Linked DNA regions of Homo sapiens: regions 1, 2, 3, 4, 5 and 6 are each linked to region 7. Evidence: chromatin contacts called from ENCODE Hi-C or POLR2A ChIA-PET data. All regions are on one chromosome and are shown on one strand. Each heading gives the region's core, a stretch centred on a gene start or an enhancer-like site at or near the end of the contact. The rest is flanking DNA. Distances are from core to core; before and after follow the strand shown. Region 1 overlaps LOC107985364 (a long non-coding RNA gene). Region 2 holds the start of LINC01132 (long intergenic non-protein coding RNA 1132). Region 3 overlaps LOC107985365 (a long non-coding RNA gene). Region 4 overlaps GPR137B (G protein-coupled receptor 137B). Region 5 holds the start of LINC01354 (long intergenic non-protein coding RNA 1354). Region 6 has its middle 10 kb from the start of IRF2BP2. Region 7 holds the start of B3GALNT2 (beta-1,3-N-acetylgalactosaminyltransferase 2).

What was found. Hi-C counts contacts between places; a loop is a spot of excess contacts on that map. ChIA-PET counts read pairs that join two places held with the same protein, here RNA polymerase II (POLR2A). Pooled maps may share reads with other maps.
Region 1: a pooled map shows a loop between it and region 7 (10-fold over the local background). The contact joins the enhancer-like site here to the promoter of B3GALNT2 in region 7. A Hi-C loop is called at or near these places in 1 of 37 single-sample maps with no recorded cell type and 8 of 50 pooled maps. POLR2A ChIA-PET finds 5 or more read pairs at or near these places in 2 of 52 experiments (PC-3 and activated CD4-positive, alpha-beta T cell).
Region 2: a loop to region 7 is called in a map of endothelial cell of umbilical vein, with 22 times the contacts of the local background. The contact joins the promoter of LINC01132 here to the promoter of B3GALNT2 in region 7. A Hi-C loop is called at or near these places in 1 of 168 maps with a recorded cell type or tissue (endothelial cell of umbilical vein) and 11 of 50 pooled maps. POLR2A ChIA-PET finds 5 or more read pairs at or near these places in 1 of 52 experiments (Caco-2).
Region 3: a map of naive thymus-derived CD4-positive, alpha-beta T cell shows a loop between it and region 7 (2.9-fold over the local background). The contact joins the enhancer-like site here to the promoter of B3GALNT2 in region 7. A Hi-C loop is called at or near these places in 1 of 168 maps with a recorded cell type or tissue (naive thymus-derived CD4-positive, alpha-beta T cell), 2 of 37 single-sample maps with no recorded cell type and 9 of 50 pooled maps. POLR2A ChIA-PET finds 5 or more read pairs at or near these places in 3 of 52 experiments (H1, activated CD4-positive, alpha-beta T cell and common myeloid progenitor, CD34-positive).
Region 4: a loop to region 7 is called in a map of OCI-LY7, with 2.8 times the contacts of the local background. The contact joins the enhancer-like site here to the promoter of B3GALNT2 in region 7. A Hi-C loop is called at or near these places in 1 of 168 maps with a recorded cell type or tissue (OCI-LY7), 11 of 37 single-sample maps with no recorded cell type and 5 of 50 pooled maps.
Region 5: a pooled map shows a loop between it and region 7 (4-fold over the local background). The contact joins the promoter of LINC01354 here to the promoter of B3GALNT2 in region 7. A Hi-C loop is called at or near these places in 5 of 50 pooled maps. POLR2A ChIA-PET finds 5 or more read pairs at or near these places in 2 of 52 experiments (Caco-2 and HEK293).
Region 6: a map of OCI-LY7 shows a loop between it and region 7 (10-fold over the local background). The contact joins the enhancer-like site here to the promoter of B3GALNT2 in region 7. A Hi-C loop is called at or near these places in 7 of 168 maps with a recorded cell type or tissue (CD8-positive, alpha-beta T cell, K562, OCI-LY7 and 4 more), 12 of 37 single-sample maps with no recorded cell type and 11 of 50 pooled maps. POLR2A ChIA-PET finds 5 or more read pairs at or near these places in 2 of 52 experiments (CD4-positive, alpha-beta T cell and CD4-positive, alpha-beta memory T cell).

The regions. Positions count from the first base shown.
Region 1 is chr1:234,770,556-234,774,173 of GRCh38, reverse strand. LOC107985364 (a long non-coding RNA gene) reads right to left here. Exons shown (of 3, transcript XR_001738532.2): 2 at 46-205. Among named protein-coding and RNA genes, the nearest start is that of LINC02961, 12 kb to the right of the region's middle. RefSeq lists enhancers at 1,233-1,282, 1,303-1,472, 1,493-1,542, 1,563-1,782, 1,518-1,812 and 1 more. Within about 2 kb of position 1,318, at least 31 of the 41 ENCODE cell types and tissues checked have a DNase peak (open chromatin) inside an H3K27ac peak, as active enhancers do; they include PC-3, where a contact is called at or near this core.
Region 2 is chr1:234,722,612-234,726,180 of GRCh38, reverse strand. LINC01132 (long intergenic non-protein coding RNA 1132) reads right to left here and starts at 2,139. Exons shown (of 3, transcript NR_038856.1): 1 at 2,099-2,139; 2 at 503-958. RefSeq lists enhancers at 1-105, 669-1,232, 1,233-1,795, 2,360-2,922.
Region 3 is chr1:234,843,231-234,846,823 of GRCh38, reverse strand. The region is part of intron 2 of LOC107985365 (a long non-coding RNA gene); the gene reads left to right. Among named protein-coding and RNA genes, the nearest start is that of LINC02961, 85 kb to the right of the region's middle. Within about 2 kb of position 2,168, at least 15 of the 41 ENCODE cell types and tissues checked have a DNase peak (open chromatin) inside an H3K27ac peak, as active enhancers do.
Region 4 is chr1:236,158,808-236,162,343 of GRCh38, reverse strand. The region is part of intron 1 of GPR137B (G protein-coupled receptor 137B); the gene reads right to left. Among named protein-coding and RNA genes, the nearest start is that of GPR137B, 18 kb to the right of the region's middle. RefSeq lists enhancers at 2,019-2,068, 2,159-2,608, 2,709-2,758. Within about 2 kb of position 2,128, at least 5 of the 41 ENCODE cell types and tissues checked have a DNase peak (open chromatin) inside an H3K27ac peak, as active enhancers do.
Region 5 is chr1:234,530,359-234,533,527 of GRCh38, reverse strand. It overlaps LINC01354 (long intergenic non-protein coding RNA 1354), which reads left to right and starts at 1,749. Exons shown (of 3, transcript NR_038426.1): 1 at 1,749-2,000; 2 at 2,347-2,502.
Region 6 is chr1:234,598,201-234,601,307 of GRCh38, reverse strand. No RefSeq gene overlaps it. Among named protein-coding and RNA genes, the nearest start is that of IRF2BP2, 10 kb to the left of the region's middle. RefSeq lists silencers at 407-456, 857-1,386 and enhancers at 930-1,443, 1,444-1,957. Within about 2 kb of position 1,492, at least 40 of the 41 ENCODE cell types and tissues checked have a DNase peak (open chromatin) inside an H3K27ac peak, as active enhancers do; they include CD4-positive, alpha-beta T cell, CD8-positive, alpha-beta T cell, OCI-LY7 and 2 more, where a contact is called at or near this core.
Region 7 is chr1:235,502,465-235,505,703 of GRCh38, reverse strand. B3GALNT2 (beta-1,3-N-acetylgalactosaminyltransferase 2) reads left to right here and starts at 1,252. Exons shown (of 12, transcript NM_152490.5): 1 at 1,252-1,563. The coding sequence starts at 1,452. RefSeq lists enhancers at 654-773, 474-1,150 and a silencer at 1,084-1,723.

The DNA of each region.
Region 1 (3,618 bases), core at 69-2,568, 730 kb after region 7:
GTCACAAGAGGAGACAGAGGGAGAGTGAATGCAAAAGAAAGGTACCAGAGAGGCCACCTTGCTGGCTGTCAAGGTGGAGTAAAGAGGCCACAAGCCAAGGGGTGTAGGCGGCCTGGTCTCTTCTGCAGCTGCTTTTTAAAACTCTAGGACTTTCTTCCACCAACAAATTCTTTAGGTTTTATCAGAGTTAGGAGGCAGTTAGCATCTGCAACAATAGAAAGAATATGTATTATTTGGAATGCTTGTGTGGCTTATACAGCTCCCAACCAGTTCGGGAGTCTTAACACATTGTGCTAAAAGATGCTGAAGGCTGGGTTTCCACTTCCCAAACAATTTCATTCTCTAAGAAAACTGCCGATAAAGATAAAAAACATTACAGCCAAATGGAGTCTTGCCTGAATCCCAGGCCCTGCCACATCGACCGCTGGTTCTATCAGTGGCCAGTGTTCTGGAAACGCTTCCCCGACATCAAGGAAGCCGGATCCTCCCCACACAGTGATGGGTTCTAGGCCATTTTTGCTGCCTCGGTCTGGGAGCTCACCATCCTCAGAAGCTCCCAGCACCTGGAGATGTCTCGCATCCTGGCTGAGCCTGCTCCCTTTAGCAAACAAGGTCAGGATTTGTAACTGCTTTTGTGGCAACATCTGGCTTATTTCCCTCAAGTCCCCCTGCCACTTTTTTTTTTTTTTTTTGAGACAAGAGTCTTGCTCTGTCGCCCAGGCTGAAGTGCGGTGGCGCGATCTCCGCTCACTGCAAGCTCCGCCTCCCGGGCTCACGCCATTCTCCTGCCTCAGCCTCCCGAGTAGCTGGGACTACAGGCGCCCGCCACCACGCCCGGCTAATTTTTTTGTATTTTTAGTAGAGACGGGGTTTCACCGTGTTTGCCAGGATGGTCTTGATCTCCTGACCTCGTGATCCGCCCGCCTCGGCCTCCCAAAGTGCTGGGATTACAGGCGTGAGCCACAGCGCCCGGCTTCCCCCGCCCCCGCCACTCTTTATATATATATATATATCTTTCATCTATAGTCATTTCATTTCAGTTCAATTCATTCTCTCACTCTCTCTCTTTTTTTTTCTACTTGTTTGTTTGGCCTTTGGAGATGGGGAACAAGGAGTAAGAGGACTCATTACCCACAGCTAGTGACTTGGGTTAGAAGTGAAAGCACTTCTGCTGGGCCCTGACTTATTTATTTATTTTTGGCCACAGAGCCACAAGGCTCGGTCCCCAGTGAGCCGCCCGAGGACATCTTGTGGCACCATCTGTTCGCCCCCACCCACCCTCACCAACTGCCAGGCTCCGATTGTTGTTGGTGGTGGTGGTGTGTTTTTTTTTTTGTTTTTTTTTTTTAAGTTTTTGTTGATTTTATAAATTCTGTAGCTCTGTGTTTTTTAGACTCGGCTTGCTCGTGTCAACGCAAAACCAGGACAAGCAGAATAAACAAAGAGATGCTGGCAGAAGGCTGGGTGTGTCGCCTCAGGTCTACAGATGTGCTGGGGCCACACTGAGGAAGGCCCTCGTGTGCATGCAGGGCGCTGGCCGGAGCGCCTTAGGACGCATCTGAAAACTTCTCATTGCCTCAGGGTTTAAAATAGCCACACTTCCTGCTCCTCGGAGAGGGTATGCACAGAATGTGGGTGACTCACCGTCGGTGGTTTTCGATGTGTCTGTCATAAGGAGGTATCATCAAAAGCCCGGCCTGTTTCAGATGTTATTTTTTTCCACCCTCAGCCATGCGGTGCTGGGAGAGCAGAATGCCTAAACCCAGTGTTTGTTTTGAGCGCAGAAAGTGAAGACCAAATCAATTGTGCCGCAGCAAGTAAAAACTGAATGCGTGAGGGGGAAAAAACCTGCAAACAGTGTGAAGACTGAGTTTCAAGGTTCTTGTTTTCAAAAAGTTTAATTATATTTCAACTAAAGCCAAACTGTCAAAACATGGGAGAGTGATCTGCCTGCTTTGAAAATGCATTAGCCTTCTTATGTAAAAGCCAATAATTGATATCCAAGAGGAAACCAGAGCTGTGGGGGTCGGAGGAAGAAGGAAGACAGCCTCTTAGAACTGCTCAAACGACACTTCCCTATCAACTACGTGCAAAGCTTTAGATCCAGGTTTGTGAAGTGGGAAATTGGAGAGGGGAACAAAGGCAAAGCTAAAACCCTCTGTGAATGGCGAAGGTTTACAATATCAGGCCTGGTTTACGAGACATGTGGGGCCAGGGCACTGTGAATTAGAATTTACATAAGCGAGAACCTGGAAGAGATCCTCAAAATTCTCAACAACAGCTTTGTAAATAACAGCAGGCTGTGCCTTCTTCCCCCTGAGAAATGCTGGGGTGTGTCTGGGCTGCCCCCAGGGCCGGGCTAATGCCTGGGCCCTCTCTTTGCTTCCAGCCCAGCTGGTTTTCAGGTTATCTGGTTGTTGTTTTTTTTTTTTTCCAGACTCCACTCAGCCACTTCCTCCAAAAATGGACCGTCGGTGGTTAAGTCTTTGCCCTCTTCATCTCAGTTCCCATTCCTGCCTCTCCTTCAGTAATCTCCTAGAACTTTCTAGTTTCTAGCACAGAGATTCTTAATCGTGTTCTTTTGATGGCTGAGAAGTATGTGTATTCTTAAACCACTCTCAGATTAAATTAAGCTTGCACTACATAAAAAATATTGATGGAAGCCATATAACACATATTTGGGATAGAGCTAGAGCAGGCATCGAACAGATCATACCAGTTGGAATACGGTATCAAAGAGCTGGGAATTCCCGGCCTACAGCCTGGGTCCGGGAAGGCAGCCGCCATTTTCTTCCTTCTTGGGTCAAGCCACTAGCTTCTGGGAGGACCAGCCTCCTCCAGCGTCTCTGTCATTTCCCCTTGATTGCTGATCTTTGAAAACAAGCCCAGGTACCTATCATATGAATGCTGCTAGGCTTTAGAACCCTTTCTTCATCTACCCTGGTGACATGAGACAGCTATCTTTCTCCCAGTGTGGCTGATCCCCACAAATATACATTTCTTGTAGCCCAGTGTCGGGTAGAATGGACTTTCTGGTCTATGGTCTAGGACTCTCTGTTGACCTTGGAAAAGAGTTGCCAGATAAAATACCGGATGCCTAGTGAAATGAGAATTTCGGATAAACAACACATCCCTTTTTTAGTGCAAATATACCTTCAATGTTATAATAAAAAGCATGTCCCATGCAATATTTAGAGCATACTTACACTAAACAATTATATGTTGTTTATCTGAAGTTCACATCTCACTGTGCATGCTGCATTTTTCTTTGCTAAATCTGACAGCCCTTCTGGAGCCTCTTGCGTTCCGAATGAATGTGGGTTCCACGAGCCATGAACGAGAGTGAGTTCTAAAGGGAACGGGAGCCAGATTGAGGCTGTGTTCTCCTTGTAAGGTTCTCGTTGGTGCAACCCATCGTGCCAGTCGTTCTCATTCCTGCTCCATGTCTGGGGTGCTCCGTTCACACCTCTGTCAGCGTGCTGGTGATCACTGCCACAGCTCTAGACCTAAGAGAGCCATGACAATAGTTCTCAGCTTTTTGGGCTGACGCTATATTTGCTCATCTGGGGGCCTGGCACACAGCAGGTGCTCAATATATACATAAGCAGAGCTGGTGGC
Region 2 (3,569 bases), core at 890-3,389, 780 kb after region 7:
GAAGAAACTGAAGTTCGTTTTTGGATCAATTCTGCCCAGCAACAAGTTTTTATTTGTACTGCCTCAACAACCTGAGGCAAAAGTGTGCCCCTGTCTGGCCTCCAGCTCCCAGTATCCCCTGGCTCTGCCAACCTCTGGGGACCCCAAGCCTGTGGGTCCTGTTTGTATGGGAACTGGTACACGTTTCTCCCCTCCTCTGCTCCTTTCAGCTCTCCTCGGCCATGTCCTCAGCACAGGTGTCAGCCAGGGTGTGTGGGGCCCGGGGAGGCAGGGAAGGACTGGGCATTCCAGCCAGCAAGGGCGGGAATGGGTCTGCTTCGCAACATCCCCAAAGGAGGTCAACCAAGTCCCCTTGCCCTCACTCCAGTAGGGCCCTCTTTGCTTTAACTTAGTGCATACCCAACTCTGAGCTGGGAATGCCTCCTGAGAAAGGCAGCCAAGGCCTGTGATAACAGCAGGGAGGAGCATGAGGAGGGATTTCTGGGGTCCATCTCTTACTCACCCATGTTTCCCTCCACGACCTTGACCCTCCTGGTGGCTCTGTCCTCTCCCTGGACATGGGACACAATCATGTACACTCTGGAAAGGCCAAGGAGGGCTGTTCAGAGGGCCAGCTGTGGTCCATCTGAAGGTGACAATTTGCCAATTTGTTTTACAGGAAGGCTGCCATGGGCCTCACAATAGCAGTCCCTGCTTCCGCCTTTCTGTCATCTTCCAACTAAAGAGGCCAGGAAATGGCCGAGTCAGCTCCTGCTGCAGCACCTCCTAGAATCAGAAAAGGCCTTTCCGAGAATCTTGCTGAACCCTGAGGGTGAGGAGTGTCAGATTTTGCAGCGGGGGGAAGCTGGCAGTGGAGCCTCCACTTCTAAGTAACCTTTGCTTCGGAAACCTGCCAACTCTCTGCCTGGAGACTTGCCTTTGATCACGACTTGTCACCTTTCAGGAGATGTTCCACTTTCTAAGCAGGTGAAAAATGAACCTGATTAAAAATAGGGAACTGGACTCTTCACAGAGTCCCCCTGTAAAGCCAAACTACTGGCTACACCTCCAAGGGGGAAAAGGGAACATCCCTGTCCCTCAGGTCCCAGGGCTCCGTGGGACCCAGGACCCCCGAACAGCCTGCAACCCTACGACGACGGCCTGGCCATGCTCCAGCAGCAGGCAGAGGCTTGGGCCACAGCCACGTACTGGCTCCTGCTCGCTGGGTTCACCTTGGTGACCAGAGGGCACTGTGACCGCCCATTCTCCTCCCTCCCTTCCTCCTCCCCTCAGTGCTTTATGGACCTGAGTTTCTGGAGCTTTCTCAAAACCGTGGACACGTTCCCAGTGGAAATCATGACATTTTCCGTTTCACATTACGCACTCCACAATGCCCCAGGAAGGGAGAGAGAGAGGGAAGGAAAATAGGGCCTGGGAGCCAGCCCCTCTCTGTCTGCAGCCAGGGCTGCTCGCTGCTCTGTTTATCCTGGAGTCACCTCCCTCCCGAACTTGACAGCCAGTGCCCCAGTGTTTTCTTCTGCAGTCAAAGGCCCCGATGAATAGGTGAACTGCCTTTTCTATCTGCTCATGTGGCACATCTGGATAAAGGCGTGCCTCTCTACTTTGTTGTGTTTTTTTAAAACTTTACTTTCCACTGCCATGGTAACTGCTGCATGTTTGGCAGAGGGAAAGAGGAAAAAAAAAAAAAGCTCGGAGAGAAGAAAAGGAGCTCTCAGCGCGGGGCTGGCGGCCGTCCAGGGTAATCATGCCGCAGAGCTGAAATGAGGCCTCTGGCGGGCAGCCAAGTTACAAAGAACAAAGCTGTCAGTTCCTAATGTTGGCGGCAATGCTTGTTTGGCACCCTTATATGGTTTCCCAGAACTCCCTGCCTTGGCCGCCTTCCATTCCCTTCAGGGCAGCAAACAGGATTAGCACAGCTCCGAGTTGTTTTTCTCCTCTCTCCTCCAACTGTTCCAATGACATCATCCCTGCTGCATTCATTTGCCAGCAGGGTGGTTTTTTTCTCTCTCTCTCCACCTCCCTCCTCCCTTCCTCCCTCCCTCTCCCTCCATTTCTCTCTCTCTCTCTCTCTCACACACACATCTCTACTCCCACTCACTTCCTGTAGCCTCCCCCTCGCCTCTGACTTTCTTTAAATGCAATGTTTTAGGTCATTCTTCTTGTCCAGCTTCTCTGTTAAATTAAAAACACCCTAGTGCTTGTACATTTAGCTGAATCAAGCCAGACGCTGTATTTTATTTTTATAACTGAATTCCTGTGAGATAAAAATCTCATTTTCCTTAGTAGGCTGTAATCAGCACTCACAGGGATGTGGTTTCCAACTGCCCCAGCTCGTGCTTCCTTATGAAGCTCCGCTGAGAAATGAACTTGGCTCCTGTTCAGGTTTAAAGGGCCCGAGGCCGGTCACACATTGCTCACTCATACACACACACACACACACACACACACACACACACACACAGAGGATGTGCACACAAAGACCATTATACATGTATGCACACACACATGGACACACGTTCTTGTCCAGGGAAGCCCCTACGGTTCCACACACGAAGAGCAAAAAAGTATTCCCTGAGACAGACAGACACACAATCAGTACCCAGTGTCATTCTTCCCCTTTCCAGGAGGAAAATAGGTGAATAAGTCAAGCTGAAAGCTGCTTCCGAAAAGACTGTTTTAAACTAGCAGGCAGGCCAGCGTTATGCAACTCATGGCTAGGTTCATTAAAGGAATCGAGGTTTGCCGACTGCACAAATGTTCCCCTGCCTGCCTCCGCCCCAGCCCCTCCACCCCACCCTGCTCTGATTCATGAACTAGTTTTCAGATTCATGAATCACTCGGGAGCCAGCAAGAGAAAAATGAGTAGTATTGATCTCATTTCAATTGAAATGGGCTCATTAAGGCCATGCTGGCTGTGGACGGCCTTGCACGACAAGACGCTGGCCGGCGTCCGAGGTCTGCAGGCGGGCGCCCGAGCCTGCGGGTGGGACAGGACTCCTTGGGTGAAGCCTCCGCGGAGGGTGCCCCTTCTTATTATTATTAAATGGACACAATATGATCTACTGGTACAAGGGACTCTGGCTGCACTCCGCAGCCCTCGTTGGGCAGGCCGGTTTTCTTCTTTTTGTGTGGCCCGTTTATTTTGTTATTTTTTTTCACAGTTAATGGAATCTCAGTGCAGTTTCGCTCCTGGATTTCTGGTGACTCTTAAGGACTACCTGAAGTAGGAATTCACCTTCTGAAACAACTGGCATATCTTGGGGTTTGTTTGTTTTAACGCAAACAAGGAGCTTTTTACTCTTCTCCCTCCAGACCTCTGCCTTGCCACCCTCCTTGTACCGTCTTCAGCGAGAAGGACTAGGGGCTAGGAACCATCTAGACTTGGAGTAATCTAATTTATGTGGGGAAAATTTCTCCACCAACTGGATGGCTGCCTTCACGTGGACACCGGTTTTATAAAACCACTCTTTCCCTTCCCAAATGAGAATAATGGTTGAGGAAGCAGCAACAGAGCCTGGGTGCAGAGACATCACAGAGGGAGGCGTTAGGCCCCTGGGGCAGATGTCGCA
Region 3 (3,593 bases), core at 919-3,418, 660 kb after region 7:
GCACGTGAATGTTCATTGCAGCACTATTCACAATAGCAAAGATGTGGAATCAACCTAAATGCCCGTCAATGACAGATTGAATAAGGAAAATGTGGTATACATACATCATATAGTACTATGCAGCCATAAAAAAGGAATGAGATCTTGTCCTTTGTGGGACCATGAATGGAGCTGGAGGCTATTATCCTAAGCAAACTAATGCAAGAACAGAAAACCAAATGCCACACATTCTCACATGTAAGTGGGAGCTAAATGATGAGAACTCATGAACACAAAGAAGGGAATAACAGACACTGGGGTCTACCTGAAGGTGGAGGGTGGGAGGAGGGAGAGGAGCAGAAAAGATAACTAGTGGATACTGGGCTTGATACCTGGGTGATGAAATAGTCTGTACAACAAACCCCCGTGACACAAATTTCCCTATATAACGAACCTTCACATGTACCCCTGAACCTAAAGTAAAAGTTTTTTTTTTTTTTTAAGTCTGCTGTCAAACTGTTGTTTCTTTGAAAGTAATCTTTTCTTTTTTTTTTCCCAATTGATTTTGCCCTTTGGCAGCTTTTCCTTATAATGCCTCTAGATTTTTATATCTCGTTTTGAACTAATTATGCTACCTGAATCTGATTTTCATCTTGTTCTAGAAAACTGTCAGACACTATCTTAAAATATTGCCTCTTACCCCATTCTTTCTTTCTGGAGCTCCTATGTAATGCATGCTAGAGCTTCTCATTTCATCTTCCATGTATTTAAGTTCTCTTTCATGTAAGAAATATCTTTATCTTTCTGTGTTGCATTCTAGGTAATTTGTTTCCAAACCACTTCCTGGATGATCAATTCTCTCTTTGGCAATCTTTGCCCCGTTTATTAAGTTTTTATTTTTAATGTTACACATTTCATTTCTAGAGGTAACATATGGTACTTTTTCAAATATGCCTGGTCTTTTAAATTTATTTTCTCAAAATTTTGATTTCTCCTTTTACATTTCAGTTATGTTAACAACAATTCATATCCTCCTTCTGATAGTTCTATTAGCTGATGTTCTGGGGGTTCTGGGGACTCATTACCTGTGCCGCCCGTTGTGTCTGTTTATTCTTGTTTGTAGTGCACTCTTGCTCATGTCTCTAAACGCATTTTGTAATTTTCGATTGTGAGCTTCTATTTAAAAGAATGTGCTCACTATGGGAATCTTGTGTGGCAGAGGTTGAAGATTGGTTTCTATAGAGAAGTTTTTTATTTGTTTTGGCAAGTGCTCTTGTGATATTGGGACTCCTTTTATGTTAATTAATTGACGTAGCTTTCCTAGACCATACAGGTGAGTAAACTTAAGCTCCAAACCCATGTGAAGTGTGGTCTGTGGTTATGAAACTTGAGGTGACCTTGTTTTCCCTCAGCGGATCTCCCACTGCTCAGGCAGCCAAGTGTCAGCACTTTTTCTTGTGCTCAGACCTTCTTTATACTCAGTCTCTGGGATTTCCTTCACTCATTTCAGCTGTGCTTTTAACACCACACTTATTATTTTTCTACAGCATATTTAGGCGTTTCTGTGGCCAGAAGCTTTTCAGATTCTCCTCTAAGATATTGCCAAAATGATAGTTCTTGTCATCCTGAATTTCTGAACACAGAAAAAGTTTTCCCACGATGATTACAGATTTTGAGATCTCTCTAGATACTAGGGACATCTTTAGAAAGCAGGCCAAGAGCCTTGACCAAACTTACGGCAATTCTATTGTACTGATCAGAAAATATCACTTACTTTTGCATGTAGATTTTATTTAGATGAGAGTTAGGTTTTGTTTTGCAAAGAAAATAGCTAATGTATTCTTTGCTAAGAATGACGGTGATACACAGCGGTTGGATTTATTTAATAAAATGTGAGATGTTAAGAAAAAAATCTTAGGAATTTGAAGACACTGAGAGTGTTCAATGCAAAAAAAAAAAAAAAAAAGGCAGAGAGAGAGGGTGTTTCAGTTGCCTGCACCATACATACTCGCTGGTTCCGAATAATGCAAGGATTTCTCTCTTCTGTTCCGGTCTTTTGATGTTGAGTTTCCTGCCCCTTAAATATCTGCTTTACCAGAAAATGAGAAAGTCTTCACCCAAAAAAACAGCACAGAAGTGAAGCCAAGTGACTGTAAAAGGTTTCATAGCCTGGTCAACAGGGAGGCAGCTGGCGATCACTTCCTGCCTCACCCTGGAGGAAGGAGCTACTAAGGAAAGGGACGTCTAAGCTGAAACAACTTCAGGTGGTTCCTGTCCCTCTCTAGAGACTTTAAAGTCTCACTGCATGGAATGCCCTTGATATCCAGACTGGGAAAATCTAAGCCTGTGGACCAGGAAGAAAAGTCATTCATTTATTCATTCGTTTATCACTCCTACTACTCATGAGAGTCAAGTGAGGGCTGTCTGGGGACTTAGGGTAGGAAACTTTCAATATGGCTAGATATATGCACTTAACTATTTCTTTTTCTTTTGGATTGACAGTCTTATTTACTCTGAATACAGGGCATTCATAATGCTCATTGTTGCTGCTACTATTCTGTGAACACATGTTTAGAAAAAAACGTGGTGCAACGGTATGGGAATTCTGAGTTCACTTGTTCATCCATTTTTTTCTTTAAATAACATTTATCCAGTGGTATGTTATATAGAGCTTTGTACTGGGTGGAGTGGGGCTAAAAAGATGAATGATAAATAGTTTCTACCCTTAGGAATCTCAGTCTAATACCATGTGGGGGATGGGGCAGTATATTTACAGAAAGAAATGCTACATGGGGCATATTTAACCCACAAATGATCTAACTGAAGAATCAGAATAAATATTTCCATACATTTTAATTGTGGTAAAATATACACAACATAAAATTTACCGTTTGAAGCTTTTTTTTTTTTTTTGTAGACAGAGTCTTGCTCTGTTGCCCAGGCTGGAGTGCAATGGCACGATCTTGGCTCACCACAACCTCTGCCTCCTGGGTTCAAGCGATTCTCCTGCCTCAGCCTCCTGAGTAGCGGGGATTACAGGCGTGCACCATCATGCCCAGCTAATTTTGCATTTTTGGTAGAGATGGGGTTTCTCCATGTTGGTTAGTCTGGTCTCAAACTTCTGATCTCAGGTGAACCGCCCACATCAGCCTCCCAAAGTGCTGGGATTACAGGCATGAGCCACTGCACCTGGCCTATTTGAAGCATTTTTAAGCGTACCATTTGGTGGCATTCATTAAGTACATTCACATTATGGTGCAAACATCACCATCATCCCGGAAGCCTTTGCATCTTTCCAAACTGAAACTGTACCCATTAAACACGAACTTCTCATTCCCCTCCCCCTAGTCCCTGGCACCCACCATTCTACTTTCTGTCTCTGTGACTTTGACTCCTCTAGGTGCCTCATACAAGTGGAATCATTCAGCAGTTGTCTTTTTGCATATTGCCTGTCCAAAACTTTTTGAATGGAAAGAAGTATGTTTTACAGAAACAGGAAAGTCCCAGCCTTGTCTCTGACTGCTTCACCCCTTGGTTCAGCCCAGTGAAAGCTGGTCAACTTTCCTTAATGCTCTGAGATCCGTAATAGCACAACCATTTTAGTATCTTTCTCT
Region 4 (3,536 bases), core at 879-3,378, 660 kb before region 7:
CTTTTAAAACTGAATGCCTTTAAGAGTACTGAAGTCACCTCTAAATGCTTTGCTGCTCAGAAATTTCTTCTGCCAGATACCCTAAATCATCTCTCTGAAGTTCAGTGTTCCACAAATCTCTAGGGCAAGGGTAAAATGCCACCAATCTCTTTGCTAAAACATAACCAGAGTCACCTTTGCTCCAGTTCCCAAAAAGTTCCTCATCTCTATCTGAGACCACCTCAGCCTGGATTTTATTGACCATATCACTATCAGCATTTTGGGCAAAGCCATTCAATAAGTCTCTAGAAAGTTCCAAACTTTCCCACATTTTCCTGTCTTCTTCTGAGCCCTCCAACTGTTGTAATCTCTGTCTGTTACCCAGTTCCAAAGTTGCTTCACATTTTTGGGTATCTTTTCAGCAACACCCCACTCCTGGTACTAATTTACTGTATTAGTCCATTTTCACACTGCTGATAAAGACATACCCGAGACTAGGAAGAAAAAGAGGTTTAATTGGACTTAACAATTCCACATGGCTGGGGAGGCCTCAGAGTCATGGCAGGAGGCAAAAGGCATTTCTTACATGGCGGCGGCAAGAGAAAAAAAATGAGGAGGAAGCAAAAGCAGAAACCCCTGATAAACCCATCAGATCTTGTGAGACTTATTCACCATCACAAGAATAGCATGGGAAAGACCAGCCCCCATGATTCAATTACCTCCCTGTGGGTCCCTCCCACAACACTTGGAAATTCTGGGAGATACAATTCAAGTTGAGATTTGCATGGGGATGCAGCCAAACCATAACAGGAGGTGTGAAAAGCGTGTGGAGATGTGGGAGGCGTGAGAAGGTGTGAGTGGGAGGCGTGAGGAGGTGTGAAGTGTGTGTGGAGGTGTGAGGAGATGTGATGTGTGGAGGTGTGAAAAGTGCATGGAGGCGTGGGAAGCATGAGGAGGTGTGAACCTGCATGTGGACTTAGGAGCAGTGAGGGAGGGGGTGAGGAGAGAAGGTGCTGCAGGAGCCCGGAGCTGGGGAGGGCAGCAGAAGGTCGGGCTGGGGTGTGGACCAGCCAGGAAGAGGCCGCTGTCCAGGGTAAGGGTGCGGAGAGCTTCGGGGGAGCATTGGCACAGCTGAAATGCAGACCTGTGCTGTGAGAGAGGTCCCTGGGATACAGAGCAGAGCAAAGGCTGCAGACCATGGGTTGACAGAGAAGGTGAAAATGAAGGCAAATCAGAGGCCCAACACAGATTCATGATGCCTGGGCCTGGAGGGCGTGGCGGGGAATTGGAGGGTGACCACTAAGAGGCACGGGGTTCCTTCTGGGATGGAAAAGGTCTACAGTGGACTGTGGGGTCACTGCGCAACTCTGAATGTGGTACACTTCGAGATGGGGACAGCACAGAAAATGTGAATTATACCTCAATAAAGCTGTTATTTAAAAAAAAACAAAAAGACAAAAAAAAAACTAAGAGTAGGGAGGAGGTCAAAGAGCAGTCCCCTCAGTGGTCAAGGCCTCAAAGACTGCAGGGGAGAGAGGCCCCGGGCAGGAGACAGTCAGGGTGTCCAGTGCGGCTGACAGGCTGGACCACTTCACCTTAAGCTGCCACAGGGCCTGGCCAAGGGCAGGCTCGACTGACGGGGAGGCTGGAGGGGGAACAGGCAGACCCTGGATGGCAGCAGGAGGAAGTGGGAGCAGTGAGTCAATTCAAGAGCATAAACTGCTTTCCAAAAGCGCATGTTTGTGAAATGCAAGAAAGAGGTTATTCAGGGGGTCCAGACCTTGTTTTTAAGATGGGGAGACCTGAGCATGCTTGTGGACAGACAGAAGGAGCCTGGGTCCCGAGAAGGGCAGACAGGGAGAGGCAGGAGGCAGGGAAGGGTGGAGGGCTGAGAAACTGAGGCAGCAAGGAGGGGTCTGAGGGAACATGGCAGGGACAGCCATGGGAGTGCCATCTGCCTAATGACAGGGACCCCGGGGAAGTGAGGTTGGGTTGGAGAGTCCCAGCTGCTTCTTGGGGAACCCGATCAGGAACTGAATGGTGGTAAATGAGCCCCACTTCCTTTCCCTCCCCTTCCTTGGGCTCCACACAGCCTATGAAAACACCGGGGTTTTTCAGGGCTTCCCCCGTTGTGGCAAGAAGGATGGGAGGACAGGGGAGGGGAGCAGAATCAGGCCTGAAGGAGAAAGAAGAAATTGCAGCAACTTTGATCAGAAACCCTGAAGTTTGTCATCTGGTGAAAATAAAGCATTTCTCCCTAATGGCAAATTCCTTTCGGTTTTAGCATCGTTTCTTCTGCTTTTGAAAGTCCCACCTAGAACCTCAGAACCTAGAATAGATCTGGGGATGACGCTGTGGGTGATGCTGGCTTTTTGACTTGTTGAAGGCTGAGCCACGGCTGGGAGATGTCCCCAGCTGGCCGCTGTCAGGCGCTGGGGAATGTTCGAGAGCCCTCATGGGCTTTCCGCACCACCCGCTCCCACAGTGGGCCAAGGCCTCCTCATCCCGGACCTGTGGGCGACTTGTGCCCCCTTGGTAACCCAGGCCTTCACCCCATCCTTTCGGATGACACAGGAAGGCCTAGAGCTCTGCATGTGACGTACTTGTTTCGACAGAAGCATAAAGGCCTTTGAGCAGCTGCTGGACTCTGCCCCCTGCCCTCATAAATCAGTCTGTTCACGCGTCACTGATTTGTTCCCACCCTTTGAACTCCCGCTTGCCTATTTTTTTTCTTTTCTTTTTTTTTTTCCTGCAACCTCTGCCTCCCAGGTTCAAGTGATTCTCCTGCCTCAGCCTCCCGAGTAGCTGGGATTACAAGCACCCGCCACCATGCCTGGCTCATTTTTGTATTTCTACAAATACAAAAAGAGACGGGGTTTCACAATGTTGATCAGGCTGGTCTTGAACTCCTGATCTCGTGATCCGCCTGCCTCGGCCTCCCAAAGTGCTGGGATTACAGGCATGAGCCACCCCGCCAAGCCTATTTTTTCAACTACTAACTCAAGTTGACATTTGCTGTCTTACAATCTTTCTGTTTGTTTGTTTGTTTTTAAGAGGCGGGGTCTTGCTGTCACCCAGGCTGGAGTGCAGTGGTGCCATCATAGCTCATTGCAGCCTCCATCTTCCTGGGCTCCAGGAATCCTCCTGCCTTAACTTCCTGAGTAGCTGAGACTATGTACAGGTGCAGCCCAAATGCCTGGCTAATTTGTCTTATTTTTTAGAGATGATGTCTCCCTACATTGCCCAGGCTGGTCTTGAACTCCTAGACTCAAGTGATCCTCCCATCTCGGCCTCCTGAGTAGCTGGGTTACAATCATTTTTACTAATGTCTTAGTGGTGTTTCTGGCAGAAATGTCCCCTGCTATTCTTTGTGGGTATGACAGTGTCTCCTGTGCAGTCAGCAGAACTCAACAGAAGTCACCTCTGATGTCCCTGGAGGCAGTGTCTCTGATGTACCAACAAAGCACTATGCTTCCAACCTGCGCTTGATTCAGAATCTCTGCAGCCATTTTACTTTATAAATCCTCTCCCCTAAGCCAGGACCCACATCTGGACAC
Region 5 (3,169 bases), core at 500-2,999, 970 kb after region 7:
TCTTGGGTTTCTATTCACATCCCTGCAGACTGTCAACCACATGGGCCATTTTGGAAGCAGGGTGTGCCAAGCAGGTCAAAGGGAGAGCACGCAGGAAAGACAGCCAGTCCTTCCAGTCCAATCCTGCTTCTTCCCATGCCTTCCCTCCCTTCCAGGGCTGAGAAAGGTTTGCATCATGTATTTTCTGAATCCAAATTGAAACTTGTCTTTTGCTGGTGATTCAGATGTGCAGGATTACTCAGACTCTGCCTAGGATTGTTTTGAAGGGCCTGCAGCTCCACTCCTATTCTCCAGAAGCACTGGGATGACATTATTCATAGGGCACACATAATAGCTAATATGAGGTAATCACATTAGCACATTCTGAGACATAAAGTACAGCTAAATCCTTCCAATTCCCACTAGGTGTAATGCTGTCTTGACACACAGCCCTTTTCATGATAACCGTAAGGTCACTTCTCCATCATCCCTCCCCGATCCCTTTATTTTCTGGAGTATCTTTTGTCTTAGATACTCCTGTCAATTTCAGCCAATCAAAATTGACGTATTCTAAGAGCTAGTGGTCCCCACTGTGCCATTCCATCAAGTTGCTACTCGAGCTTGCGTCTCAGTTTCTCTCTCTGTTAGGAGAAAGGTTGTGTTTGCAGGTGGCCATCCTCCCAGGGCATGGCAGAGCCCAGTACGGCAGAAATGTCATGGGATTTGGCATCAGGTTCTGGCTTGGACACTTGTAACTTTGTGTCCTCACTTCTAAAATGGGAACAGGAACGCCTTCCTCACAGCACAGTCATGAGGAACCAAACGTAATGATAATTATGCAACTGCTTTGCAAACAGTAAAGCAATATACGAATACGGCTTGTCATTATTATCTTGCAAGGCCTAATTGTAGAAATCTGACCACTTACGTTACTGTGAACATGATATAGAGAGTGTGGGTCAAGATAGTCAATGCCCGTGCAGAATGCAATGTGGGAATGTATTACAGCTGACACTGCCAAGTGATTGTTGATTTCTGCAGCTGATGCAGGTTGACCTCTCTCAAGAATAATTTTTAAAGTATGTCACTTGCTCCTCTCTTTCTTTCTCTGTCTGACTTTCTGTCTCTGCTTCTCTGTCTCTCTCTGCCTCTCTGTCTCTCTTTCTCTGTCTGTCTCTTTCTTTCTGTCTCTGTTTCTCTGTCTCTCTTCCCCTCTCTCTGTCTCTCTGTCTCTCTGTCTCTGCCTGTTTCTCTGTGCCTCATTGTCTCTCTCTGTCTCTGTCTCTGTGTGTGTGTGTGTGTGTGTGTGTGTGTGTGTGTGTAGGTGTGTGTGTCTTCCTCTCTCCTTTTCTCTCTCTTTTCCTTCAGGAATCAATTGGTAGAAATCACTATTCATATGCCAGTTTACTGTATTGACCTAAGAATGAAGGTGAGGTCGCCAGTGCTAATTAAATTTCCTTTCCCATAGTGAACTGTATCCCAGAACTAGAGTTCACACTAAGCAGTTAAACAGGTTTGGGCATTCGAAAAAAGAAAAAAAAAAGCTGGGGCCCCAAGAAAGCACTCTTGGCCTCATTTCTATTTGGCTCACATTGCCTGTCCTGTTCTTGGCTTAAATTTGGATCACAGGACTCATTTTCTCATTTTCCTTTTCTCATGTTCCTGGATCTTTGTTGTAGAATTGTAGGAAACACAGAGTCAGGAGAGTCAGCCAAAAAGTATTTCTCCCCTCCCTGGAAGGTCTCGGGCCCTGCTCAGACACCACATGCGCAGGGCCGACTGCATTCCCACGGCGACGGCCTCCTGGCCCGCATCATGACTGTTGTTTTCCTCGCGGTGGCCATAGCTTTTGGATTTTACATTCAGATTGGTTCAAGGGGCTTTTTCCTTTCTCTGTTTGAAGGAAGCCACCCTCTCGATCCCCAGTCAGCGTGGCGTCCTCTCAGCAACCCGCTCCTGGTCTTGCTTTGACTCCTGTGCTCCCGGGCTGCCGAGAACACGTCTGGAGCTTTTAAATCAGGGTGAGTCCCAGCCGCCGAGGAAGCACTGAACAAAAAGGCCACCGCTGGGGAGCTGCAGGGGCACAGACGGAGCCTGGGAGCGGGGCTGACCATGGGGAAGAAGGGGAGGTGGGAAAGAAGGCCCGGCCACCTCCACTGCTACAGCCACAGCGACAACAGTAGACAGTGACAGGCCCTGCCTGCCACGCACTGCAGAGTCTGTGGCTCTCCCCTGTTAAGTAAGAGCAGTCGGCGCTGACGTTCAGTGAGGTCATGAGGATACTCACAGAACTTTCTGGAATAAGGGTCAGGCTGCGAAGCATTCCCCAGACATTGTAACATCCAGCCAGTCACTCGTGGCATTTAGCTTTTAGGTTCATCTCTGTGAATAATCATCACAAATATTTACTGAGCATCCTTCATCTCCTGGAAGCCTCGTGGATTATCTTGCTGAATCCTCACCACAGCAGCCCGCTGAGGGAGGTGCTATCATCGTCCCTGTTTTTCAAGGGAGAGAATCAAGGTTTGGGCAGGTGCAGTGACCTGGGGCGGTGCGGGGGGTGGGGGCGGGGTCTATTTCTGGCAGTCCTTCTTACGCTCATCCTGACTTAATAATACTGTTTCTGCATTTACTGCAAAATGGGCTCCCCCAGGGGTTACCCACAGAGACACATTTTCTCTTTTCTCTCCTCCACTCATGAGCTCAGTTGCGTGCTACGTTATCTGCCTTGTCTTCCCAGGCGTACTTTAACTTCTGCAGAGCAGACTGAAACTATGTCCGCCAGGCCAGGGCTTTCATTGCCCCCACCCAACTCTCTCCTGTCCCTGCCCCTACCTCATCCTATCAGCTAGCCGTCAAAAGAGCAACCGGAAAATCCCACACTTTGGTTAATAAAGCTAATATTAGAAAGAATCACTAAAAGTTAAGCTTTAGGGTCGAATCCATTGATAAGTGTTTAATACACTGACCATTTCATCTGATATTTTATTTTTTTAATTTTAAAATTAATTAATTGTTTATTGTTTATTTTTTAGAGACAGGGTGTCACTCCAGAGTGGAGTGTGGTGGTGCAAACATAGCTCACTGCAGCCTCCAACTCCTGGGCTCAAACAATCTTCTTGCTTCAGCCTCCCAAGTAGCTGGGACTACAGGTACATGCCACCACACCTGACTAATTTTTTTTGTTGTT
Region 6 (3,107 bases), core at 243-2,742, 900 kb after region 7:
GCCTTCTTTTATTGTATGATTTTTAAAGTATTTGCCATACTAGTAAGAGTTCTGCAGAGAAGTGACATGTGGGAGTAGAGATTGTCTGGGTCAGACTAAATCAGCATTTCTTTGGCACAGGCTTGTCTTGGGCCGTCTGCCTGAGCCGACTGTATGTGTGAGCTGCAAAACAGAAAAAAGCTGTTGAGAGTCTTAGCCCAGGCTAAGAGCCCATTACCCCCATTTTGTTATTTCTGCCTGCAAACAGCAGTTCAATTAGCTTTTCTGGTGATAAAAGATAAAGATTTATTGTACCCCATATACAATTGAAATCAGAATTTCACAGGAGGGTCACAGTCATTAGAGAAGTTTTGGAATACTATTCTCCTAATAAGCACCATATGGGTTGTTGCTGTTATAATTTAACACCTACTAAGCAGGCATCTCATTCTAGGCTTTGAACAGCTGAGAGGCTAGCTCCTACCTTTTGTGCAGCTTAAAGTCAAAGCCACAGGTAGGAAATGTCACTTTGCTTGGTTCAAGACACGTATTGACAAGAGTTAACCACGAGTTTGTTTCCTTCCAGTTTATCTTACAAACCACAGTAAAATTCTGACATAGGAACACAGTCCGAAGTCCAAAGTGCTTTCGCACAATAAGTTCATTATGCCCAGCGTGCAATTCATGCATCAAGGGGGCCGCCGGACCCCATTATCTTTATACAAATCAAGAGGCCAGTTGGAACAAGGAGGCTGGTCAGAATGGTCAAATTGTAGTTTTTCCCTTTCTTTTTTAAAAAATTTATTTTTTCACTTTGTATCGTTGTTCAGAATGGCACTTTTTAAAAGGAAGAAAGCCTCCAGCCCTGCCAAGCTCTGTTTACTCCACGGGAAGGAAAGGGGAGGAGGCTCCCTCACTCTCCAACAGCCTGGAGCCCACAAGGAGCCCTTGCTGCGGTTTCCAAGGCGGCCCCCTGACTTGCGCCGCGCCTCTATTCTAGAACTTTTCCCGGGCTGGAGCAGCGCAGTCTCCGCGCGCCCGGCTCTGCGCACGTGGAGCCGCGCGACCCCGGGCGGGGCGGGGCGGGGCGGGGCGGAACGGAACGGAACGGGACGGGACGGGACGGGGCGGGGCGCGGGCCCGGAAACGGGAAACGGCCCGGTGCGCCCCGCCCCTCCGCTCCGCCGCCCAGTCCTGGCCCCGAGCGCCAGGCCAAGCCAGCGCGCCAGCTGCCGGGCTATAATTAGAGGGACCGCAGCCCGGGCCCGGCCACCTCCTCGCGCCCCCCGCCCGCGTTCCCGGGGAAGAATGTGCGAGTGCGCGCGAGGGCCCGAGTGCGCCGCCGCCGGCGCGCTCTCTGGAGCAGAGACCGCGTGGTGAACCAAATAAAGTAAAAGGTCTGGCTCCTGCTGGGCGAGGCCGAGCGAGGAACGTGCGCGCCAGAGCAGGGGTGTGGCGAGCCCTCGGTGGCCCAGAAAAGATCAAACGCGCGTCAGCAGCAGCCGTGGCTGCCGCCTGCAAGGGTCCCTGACGCGGGCCGGGCTGTACAGGGTGGATTTTCTAAGTTGGAGATGGCGCATGACAAGAGCTGCCCCAAATCAAATGTCACTCCCTTTTTGGAAATCATGATGCTGCTTTTTTTTTTTTTTTTTGGCTGCAGCTATAATAAGCCAAATGTTCCGTGCTGGTGAAGTAAACACGCGTGTTTAAGAAGCATCTGTGTTAGCACTAATGGATGGTGCATGCTAATAAAAATGTATTTATTAAGCAAACCTCAGGACATGCCCCTATGGGAACTGCCCAGAGTACTGTTAACAACTGACTGCCTGAAAATGAGTTTACTTTCTATCAAGAAACTTTTATTTAAATTTGAAGAAAAAAGTTTTTCTTTGATCATAGCATTGTTGTGCACCTGAGGTTCTACCCAATTAGTTAACTGCTAATTTTTATTAATTATTCCCTTTAATACTCTGCAGTATTTTCTCAAAAAATGAACAGCATGACCCCTGTCACTTTAAAAAACTGACATTAAACTATTTCTCCATCACCAGCCTTGGAGTTGGGGGGGCAGGGTGCTGGCTACCAGAAGTAGCAACTAGATTGTGGAATAAGTATTGTGTAATAGTTTTAGTGATTGTTTAAAAGTGAATGAACCGGTGAATGGATAGGAGGCTAGAAAAAAAAAAAAAAGCCTTGCTTCAGGCTTGTGAATTCCTAGACACAACCCTACCCAAAGACTTCCTTCACCAACATATTTTTCTTTCTAGATAATAGGCACAAAAACCATTTAGAAGTTTGAGATGGAAATCATGCAATGCACTCTGCTCTTTATATATGTTACTGAGGAATCTGGAAGCTTTTCCGGGTTGAAATGCAATTCCTAGGAAATTATTCTTGCTCTTTTCCTGTGGCTGTTTTTAACACAGCAGCAATGCAATTTCAGTGGCTCTGCTCCTTCACAAAGACCTTTGAGAGGGAACTATGCTGAGAGATGCAAATTCAAGGTTTTCTGAAAACACCTCAGAATTGTCCAGTTCTGCCCCCAGATAAAACCACTAGAATAAAGGTCAGGAAATCTCCAGATGTTCTTGGGACTTGCGCAGTCATCTCAGGTAATTCAATTAGCTTTTGTGTCTGTTTTGCAATTATTAAAAAAAAATATAGGCCAGGCACAGTGGCTCACGCCTGTAATCCCAGGACTTTGGGAGGCCGAGGCGGGTGGATCACCTGAGGTCAGGAGTTTGAGATCAGCCTGGCCAACATGGTGAAACCCTGTCTCTACTATATATACAAAAATTAGCTGGGCGCCGTGGTGCATGCCTGTAATCCCAGCTACTTGGGAGGCTGAGGCAGGAGAATCACTTGAACCTGGGAAGCGAAGGTTGCAATGAGCCGAGATCGCCACACTGCACTCCATCCTGGGCGACAAAGTGAGACTCTGTCTTAAAAAAAAAAAAAAAAAAAAAAAATATATATATATATATATATATATGATGTACTTGCCTCAGAGGGGGCTAAAATATCAAATTAGGTAATTTCTATGACAGATTTCTGGTTTTTCATTTATCAACCAGACATGAGAAGGTGCTGTCATACAGGGCATCATTAGGTGATTGGGCACAGTGAGT
Region 7 (3,239 bases), core at 3-2,502:
AAAAAAAAAACCGCGGCCGAGCGCGGTGGCTCACGCCTGTAATCCAAGCATTTTGGGAGGCCGAGGCGGGCGGATCACCTGAGGTCAGGAGCTGGAGACCAGCCTGGCCAACATGGCGAAACCTCGTCTCTACAAAAAAAATACAAAAATTAGCTGGGCGCAGTGGCGGGCGCCTGTAATCCCAGCCACTCAGGAGGCTGAGGCAGGAGAATCGCTTGAACCCAGGAGGCGGAGGTTGCAGCGAGCCGAGATCGCGCCATTGCACTACAGCTTGGGTGACAGAGTGAGACTCCGTCTCAAAAACAAAAGCAGAAACAAAAACCGCCCCATAGCCCAGCCGCTCGTTCTCATCCTTCTCTCCCATCCTCACCCCAGTGCCTTCACCGCCCCGTCCCCGCTTTCCGGCTGCCTCGGCGCGGGCCTGGTGGGCCAGGAGGGCTCCCACCCGGGGCAAAGCCTCAAGACGCGGGGCCGGCGTTCTCCCTGGAAGGCTCGCTGCGGCCACCCTTCCCCAGGTCCCCGGAGCCCACGTTCTCCCAGCTCGCCCGGCTCCCGTTTCGCTCCCAGCTCCAGTATGAACCCGGAGCACGTGCAGTTCTACCCTGATTGGCTCGTCATCATCGTGTTCCACAGCCTAGTCCCCAGCTCGCTGTCTGTCACCCTGCGTTCCCAGAGCACAGAACCGGGCAAAGAGCCGGGAACCCACGGCACCAGAGCTAATCCCTGATGAGTCACCGCTCCAGGCGCGGACACTCGGGCTTCCTCGCCCCACTCTACGGGCCAAGGAGACGTCAGCAGGATCCCACCTCCCACAGCAGTCGAGCAAGAGAGCACGCGGAACAAAGGAGCTCTGCGTGATTTCACACAAGAGCCACTCGGATTTCCTTCAAATCTGAGGCAAAGCGCATTTCCCTTCGCGGCTCCGGGCAGCCTCCGAGCACCGGGTCTCCGGCACTACCTCCCCTGGGCCGTGGGGTGGCAGCAAACGTCAAGGGGGATGCGCATGCTCTGTGTGGGGCCTCGCCCTTCGCCCCCGCGGCCGCCGAGTGACGGAAGCGCGTGCTTAGGCTCATGGGAAATGTGGTTTCTAAACCGCGGGCGCCCCCTGCCTGGGCCCAGAGCGGGACTTCAGCTCCCGGCCGGCTGGCTGGCGCGTGTGGAAACGCGGGAGGAGAGGGCGGGGCGAGTGGGAGAAAAGGTGGGCGGAGCCGGTGGGAAGGCCAGGCGGAGGGGGCGGGGCTTCGGCCGGCTAAGCCGCGGCCACCCGCGGTCTGAGGGACCGGAGGAGCGGGGCCGGGAGCTGCGAGGAGCCCCCCAGACGTCGCCGAGCGCGAGGGCGGGCGTGCTCGGAGTGGTCGCTCGTCAGCCGCCGCCCCTCAGTCTCCGCACTTGCAGGTCCCCTCCCTCTCCGCCGGGACGCGGGAGAGCCCGGCTCGCGGCGGGGGCGGCCAATGCGAAACTGGCTGGTGCTGCTGTGCCCGTGTGTGCTCGGGGCCGCGCTGCACCTCTGGCTGCGGCTGCGCTCCCCGCCGCCCGCCTGCGCCTCCGGGGCCGGCCCTGCAGGTGAGGTCCTGGGGCCGGGCGGGTTGGCGGCCGCCGGGGGGGTGGGAGGCCCGGCTTGGTGCCGCGGGGCTTCGCCGGGAATTGTTGGAGGCGGGGGAAGGGCCAAACGCGACGGTCCCCAGACGAAACAAACGGCTCTTTTCATCCTTGGAGCGTTAACATCGGGCAAACTTGAGGGAGCTTTTCTCTTTTCGTGTCCCCGCCTCTTCTCACTTCCCCGTTTCCCTTAACGCCCGCAGAGCCGGCGCCCGCAGTTGCAAGTCCTTCGCCTGTCCCCAGGCCTGGTTAGTGATGTCCGACGCCGCCCGTTCGCCCGGGAGCGGAACCTCGTGTGCCCTTCAGCCGCCAGCGCTTTCTGCTTTGGGAGCTCTGGCTCTGAAGTTGTTTTCTTCCCCCCCAAGTTGTTGGTCTTTCTCGGTCAAGACTGGGGTTTTAGTGCCGTGGATAATGTGTGTGCGTGTTTTCAAAGGTGGCTCGGTTTTGCTTTTAAGGAATAACTTTGCTGTAAGAATATACTGTAGTTCGTATTCTTGGATTATGATGTAAGTCGGTTAAACAAATCTAGACATGAAATAGGGCATGGCCGAGAGTTGGAGTTGTTCCTGTGAGTTTGGATCGCATAACCTGCTAATGCAGTTTACATGGAAATATCAAATTCTTTAACGATCGTGTCCATTTGCTCTAAAACTTAATCTCTCGTAGGAATGAAACCTTTGTTCTTGTTTCGCGTCACAGCCTAATAGAATGCTTTACTTACGGTGCCCAGCGGATTGTTTTGTTAGTGGGTTCCACCACCCTGAACACTACTTTAGCTTTCCCTGTATCTCTTGTCTTCTTCTTTAAGGGCTTGCCCTAGAACATGAAAGAAACCTAGAAAGCTCTTTTAAATATTATGTAATACTTAATTTTGTAACTATACTGGGACTTTTTTCCCTTACCATCTCTCCCCAAAACAGCTGTTTTCTAATCCAAAAGTTCTTAAAATTAGAATTGAGTGTTTGCAGTTCAGCACTCTATGCCTTATAAGTAGAAAGTATTCGGCAATCCTCAAAACAGTCTCAGTTATATGAAATTATGTTGAGGTTATTTTGGTAACAATCTCTTTTCCTATTAGATCACTAGCTCTTTGAAAAGGATTTGTGTGACCTGAATAGAATTAAACACTATTTAAGTGATTTAATGAAAGTACAGTGTTGCTATGCACTTAACCAGTTGATGGGGTCAGGGTTTTGCTCAGTGTTTTTTAGGTTTTTGTGAAGTGAACTAAGAAGAGAACGCCATATATAAAAAATGCTTTGTAACAGCTGCTTGTGTGTTACAGGTTTCTCTCTTTTGTTATGAGTGAGCCCTGCTGGAATCTCCTTGTAGAGCGTCATTAAGTCTGTTTATGGCCTTAATGGTTGTTTAGGGTTCAGTAAAACAAACAAAAACTGAAATGTTAGTAGACTTCAAACTGAAATCTTAGTAGACTTGCTAGGCAGTTTTCTAGTTTGAGACAAGTTTTTCCTACTCCCTTACTGCACTTGAAGGATGATGCCTTTATCTGCCATCCAGTAGTTAGACCAGGCTAGATTAAGGAAATGAAGAAGTAGACCATAGAAAGGAACAGGGTAATAACGTAGGTAAGAAGATCAATACTAGTTATGTTAATTAACTTTGGCTTTGAATGAGTACTG